Linked DNA regions of Homo sapiens: region 1 is linked to region 2. The links are chromatin loops, found by intact Hi-C in ENCODE. Cell type or tissue: heart right ventricle. All regions are shown on one strand. Links, peaks and the distances in the headings refer to the core of each region. The heading gives the core; the rest is flanking DNA. Region 1 has its middle 320 kb from the start of TLE1. Region 2 has its middle 260 kb from the start of TLE1.

What was found. Peaks named below come from ENCODE experiments on the same cell type or tissue, not always from the same donor. Only the 100,000 strongest peaks of a DNase experiment are listed, where the experiment ranks them.
Region 1: it touches region 2 in a loop (3-fold over the local background); 6 of 110 quality-filtered maps call a loop at or near these places.

What each region holds. Positions count from the first base shown.
Region 1 is chr9:81,372,241-81,375,160 of GRCh38, reverse strand. No RefSeq gene overlaps it. Among named protein-coding and RNA genes, the nearest start is that of TLE1, 320 kb to the left of the region's middle. In heart right ventricle, for the core only: no CTCF peak of the experiment used is centred there; DNase peaks (open chromatin) are centred at 1,644 and 2,165; H3K27ac peaks cover 1,825 bases.
Region 2 is chr9:81,423,284-81,426,203 of GRCh38, reverse strand. No RefSeq gene overlaps it. Among named protein-coding and RNA genes, the nearest start is that of TLE1, 260 kb to the left of the region's middle. In heart right ventricle, for the core only: no CTCF peak of the experiment used is centred there; no DNase peak of the experiment used is centred there.

The sequences.
Region 1 (2,920 bases), core at 135-2,634, 51 kb after region 2:
TTTATTCCTTCTTTCAAGCCTCCTTCTGTGGCTTGTTTTGAATCCATTCCTGCCTCCTCCCACTTCTTCCTGTTACTAATGAGCCACTCTGGGTGAGAGACTCTGACATCTAAGGGCCTCTGGGAGCAGCAGAAAAAACTGTAGGCCTGTGCACAGAGGAGTCCCATGGTGCTGACCATTTATCTGGTGACCACGTGGGCCCAATAAACAAAGCAAATCTGTCCGGCTCTCTCACCCTCTGTGGCTTTTGGGCCTGTGCATGTGCATTTCCCAGGACAGTTGGAGGAGACACCAAAACTTGTCTTCATTACAGCTCTGACTCATAACCCAATTAATGGTGTCAAGAAGTGAAACATGGTCCCCAGGCCCACCTGCCTTTTGAAAGCAAGTCCCAGCCTTTTCAGAGCAATAATGAATGGTGCTCCAGAGAGGATGGCTCAGAATCTATTCTGCTAGCCAAAGCAAAGGGAGGTTTCAGAAAGGTGGTGCTCAGTGTCAGCTCTCAGTTTTGGGGTGTGGATGCACTTGGCCTCAAAACTGCTGAGTGGGAAGGTGGGAGGGGAAATGTCTGGTGCCTTCCCCTGATTTCTAACTGAGGTCACCTACCTCACCTGCTCTGGACTTCTCACGTTTAAGGCAGGCAGATTGTCACCTGCCTCCCTCTATCCACTCCTCCTCCGGTTTCTCTTCTCCTCCCACTCCTTTGGCCTCTGAGTTTCTGTAGGGAGAATCTCCCTCTTCACATTGACCAGACACGCTGCTCCGTTTATTCCCCTCTAGGGCCTGTACATGGGTTGATTAACATGTGCCTTTCCTTAAATCACCGCCATGGTTTGCAGGTGAAAGGCAAACACCATGAACCCATTTTCCAAGGTCCGTTATAGAGATTATTTTGTAAATTCACACATGCTAATATTCCACAGGGCATGTGCTAGCAAGGGCTCCCAGTGAGACTGGGACATACTGTTCCTTCAAACACCTGACTAAATGCACAGAATTTTAAACACAGTCTTACTGTGATTCAGTGGCAATGCTTCTTCTTTCTAAGAAGCCATTTACTTCTTTCCAGAAAAAAAAAATCAAACCTCTTTACTCTTCAAATGTAGAGCCCCTTTAATATCACTAATGAGAGCTACCATTTATTGAGCACAGAGTGTCAGACGCGGCACAGAGAGCTCTGTTGATATTGTCCCTAATCTCCACAGCAGCCCTTCCAACAGGGAATTGTATCCTCATCTTCCAAGTGAGCACTGTTTTTCGTTTTTGAAGGAAGACAGGGTAGGAGAGGATCGTGGTGCTTCACCTCGGAAGGGAGCCAGGAGCTCCAGGGTCCTGCAGTTAATACCCATCTCTTCTTATTCCTTTCTCACCTCCTGCAGGTTGCCTTGAGATTTTTAATCCCCTGGGTGATCTGAATCTTCATTTTATGTCTCCAGAAAAGAAGCCAGGATCTCCAGGAAGGTGGATCTCCCAGAGAGAGATTCAGGTGGAAGAGACAGATCCCTGTGGCACCACCCTAGACACCAAGTTTCGCTCAGTGGCCTGTCCCCTGGTGCGGACTGAAACCAGCATTGCCTGGTTTATGTGCTCCTGACAAGATGACAGCCTGTGGTGACAAGGGAGGCAGTTGGATACATGGCCCCCGCCTTTCCCCAGGGACCTCTTTCTTCTGTTGGAGCCAAATGCTGCTCAGTTGAGAGCTCAGGGAACAAAATAGTCTTTGTTGCTTAAACTGAAATCTTCCCATGGCTGACTGTCCCAGGGGTCTTGTTGTTAACAATACTCTCTCCTCATTCCTCCTCTTCTTCCTCCTCTTCCTCCTCCTCCTCCTCGTCCCCCTCCCCAATCTCTCTCCCTGCTGCCTCCCCCTACCTGCTCTTCCTCCTCTTCTCCCACTCCCTTGCCCTCTGTGATTCTTAATCATTATACTTCTGAAACATGACAAACCTAACAGAATCTTGCCAGAGCGAGAGGCCCTAGGGAATTAGTCGAGAAACTACAACAAGAGCCAAATCCATTTGGGTAGGTTTGGGTTTCATGGGAACAGTTTGGTGCAGTGAGAAGGCAGGAGGAGGAGAGAGAGTTGGAGGCTGCCCAGCTGATTGTCTCCTGGGATGGGTGCCCAGCGGGTAGGGCTGTAAACCGGCCTAGTGACTGTTAACCTATTTTAGATCACAGATGTCTCTGAGAATTTGAGGAGCACGTATCAGCACAAGATTTGGGCTTGTGGTCAGGTTTCTGTGAGTGCTCAGTCCAAGGGCCAATGCTCTGCATACTTCCCACTTCTTCCCACTGGCTTCGTCTGTCTTAGCTGTAAGCCCAGTAAACACACATCCTTAGGAGATGTGATCACGTCATCAATTATCTTCCCTGGAACACTTTTGAGAGTGACAGAGTCACTATTATTAACTACACTCGGATGACTTAATGTCAACCAAGACAGTCTCAGGCGAACTGGGAAATAGTGTTTCCTAGCTCTGGTCATGGGGTTTGGTGGTAAGACCCAAGACTAGGAAGTGGATTCTACTATGAACTGCTTAGACTCTCAGGGAGACCCTCAGCTTATCCAGCTGTAAAAATCAAAGAATCAAACGGAGTCTTCATTGTTTCTTTGGGTGCTGGTGTTTTTAATCCTTCTTTTGTTTATATGCATGAGAGAAAAAGTATATTGGGTGACATATTTTGCCTCCTACTGGTTGGTTGAATCAATGTTTTCACTTGAATGTCTGAACAAAAAAGTGCTTGAACGGGTGAGAATAATATAGTGCAGAGAACCTGGGACTTCCGTTTTCTGAAAGAATAGGGTAATTCTTTTGTAAAATGTTTTCTCCTTGCTCTAAGTAACTGACCACGGTGTTGAATACTGATTATTCAGGAGCACCCACTGTTACTCAGGGCTTTAGCAGGAGCATCTGAGGGG
Region 2 (2,920 bases), core at 221-2,720:
TGACTATGTAGGAACACAAAAGGGAAAATCATTAATTCTGTCTGGTCATTGGATGGAAGCTTCAAGGATTTTTCACAGAGGAAGAGATGATGAAACAGTAGTAGGAATTAGTCAAGTGAATATTGTAGGGAGAAGGAATTACAAGGTACAAGTCCCAGAGGTAGGACACATTTTGTATAGGTAGAACCCACAGCAGAGTGGCAGGTAGTATGTCTGGGGAAGGTAGGCAGCTCATGGGTGATCTTGTATACAAAGCAGAAGAGTTTGAATTTGGTGTGTGTACTAGTTGGCCTTAGCTTTTCAGGTCAATGACCCATTTGACAATCTGATGAAAGTTACAATACCTTTATTCAGAAAAAAGTTAACATATGCACCAAAATTTGCATGTGATTTCATGGGGAACTTGAAATGGGGAACTTTGTAGTATAGGATAAGATAGCTTTAGAGAGTTTAAAGAGGTTGTTGTATGATCATATTTATGTAACAAAGATTTGGATAAAGGGTACAGTCAGCAGGCTGTGGTAGAGAAATGATGATGGCTCGATGAAGGCATTGACAGTAGGAATGGAAAGGAAAGAATAAGTTTGAGACACATTGTAGAGGGAGGATCTATAGGACATGGGTATTGACTGTAGAGGGATTGAAACGGAGGTAATCTAGGATAATTTTTTTCTTCCTTATTTTTCTCAGGGGTTGGCCTTCATATCTAGTGGTGTCAACATGACATTGGGAGTCTTTTAAACCTTTCGGTTGGATCTCTTCCAGTCGTACAGAGGCCCCACCCAGTAGCTGATGTCTGTCCCACTCATATAATCACACTGTGGAATACTGGCAGTGACATCTCTTTCCTCATAGAGCTACAATGATGAGAGGACTGTTTCTTAGCTATCTCCAATGCCTTCCTACTTAATCAAAATGGCAGTGCTGAGGAGCCAGACTGTCCCAGTGTCTCCGACAATTAAATTGACTTTCCTAAAGCTATTTCTCCCCCAGGATTTATTAATCAAGATATCAAAGTATTGGATCAGAGGTAATTAAATGCAACAACTCCAAATTGCCTCCAGCAAAACACATTGGAATACAGTGTATGGGTTTGCATGCTCCAGCATGAATTTCCCAAGTAGATAAAAGCCTTGTCTGTCAGAAGTAGCCACACATTCCTTGGTCCCAGAGACCTACATAAATGCAGTGTTTGCCTTTGGGCAGGGCTTCTACTTTTATAAAAAGTCTTGAGGGTAGTTTAAAAGTATTTACTTTCTTGAAAACATCAGCAAATTGTTGAGTAAGGTTGGAGGCCAAAAAATTCACTTATTCTATTTTATTTTGGGTTTTTATTTCAAATTCTTTCATCTTTTGGTGCTCTGCCTCAGTCTACATTATTTGTATTTACACTAATTATAATTTATAATTTTTACTTAATGGAATGTCTGTGGAGTTTTGACCTATGAAGACACTTGGATTACTTTGAACATGGATTAAATGTTGCTGCCAAAGGGCTACTGTTTTTATTTGCATAAGATTCCAAAGGAACTGAAGAATCCCCAAGAGAACTGAGTGGTGGAATGAGCTCATTTCCACGTATGGGAAAGCTACAGACATTGTCTTCAGCACAGCAATGGTGTTGATTTAGTAAAATAAGAATCAAATGTGTTCTCAAGCAAACTTGAGGGTGTGTAGCCTTTATACCTTTCTGTTTTGGTGTCATGCACCAACTTTGGCATGCAGACAAAGTATCTGCTACTTTAGAGTGAAAAAGAAAATAATAACTCAAGTTATGTGAATAAATTGTACTAGTTCAGACTTCTTGGTTGCAAGGAACAGAAATTTGCTACCTAAATTTGCCCAAGTAAAATAGGGGTTTATTTAGAAGGATAAAGGAAACTTTCACATTAATCAAAGAGCAGGAGCCATAACTGAATTGAACTGGGTATCCCTAGGCTGGAACTGCATTCTTGGAGGCTTTGGAGTCCAGCTGTAGGTCATGGGACTTCATGTTGATATTTGGTTGTTAATATAACTTTGCATCCACTTTCTATATGTGTACTTTTGTTTCTCTTAGACCTTGTGTAACCACATGTGGTTTTGGAAGTTAGCAGAAGAGAAAAAGTTGTGGGCAGAGACTAGGGGAGGGCTGAGGGCAGAGCATTCACAGAAAGATTCTATTATTGGTTCTAATTGAAGTATATTACTTTTAAATAAAATAGTTTTGTAATAATGAGAGCAATGACTATGAAGGAGACACCATGCTATGCATTTTACCTATTTTTCTCTCCTTTAATCCTGAGACAATTATTAAAACTCAAAGGACTATAGCTATTTTACAGATGAGGAAATGAACTCAGAGAAAGAAGAAAAATGATTGACTCAAGATCCTGTTTCAATTAAATGGTGATGCCAATATTCAAATTCATATCTCTCTGACTCCAAATGCTAAGCTGCTTAACTTCTATGTAACATGATGAACTCATCTTACTTAAGAATTGACTCCCCTCTCTAGCTTTTGAGGAAATTTTGTCCTGTACATTCATTGAGAGAAAGGAGTAATACAAGAATCTTTAACTATAATCTTATGAAGTCTATCCCAGTAGTGTTGAGACAGTCAGGAGAACAGGATAAGCTGCATTAGCTGCTATAACAAATAACTCCAAGATCTCAGTGGCTTAAAACAATTAATGTTTATTTTTCATGCTCTTAGAGACCAATGCTGATATTCCTGTTAGGTGGCTCTCTAAGGTAGCTATCCTGCAATAAGTGACTCAAGAATCCAGGCTGCTTCTATCTTGTACTGCTACCATCTTTAACACATTGTCTTGAAAGTCACTGAAGAAAAAAGAAAAGTGTGTGAAGCCCAGCTGCTCTTAACTGATTTAGAATGGAAATAATATATTGCTGTCATTCACAATCTGTGGGTAAGAACTAT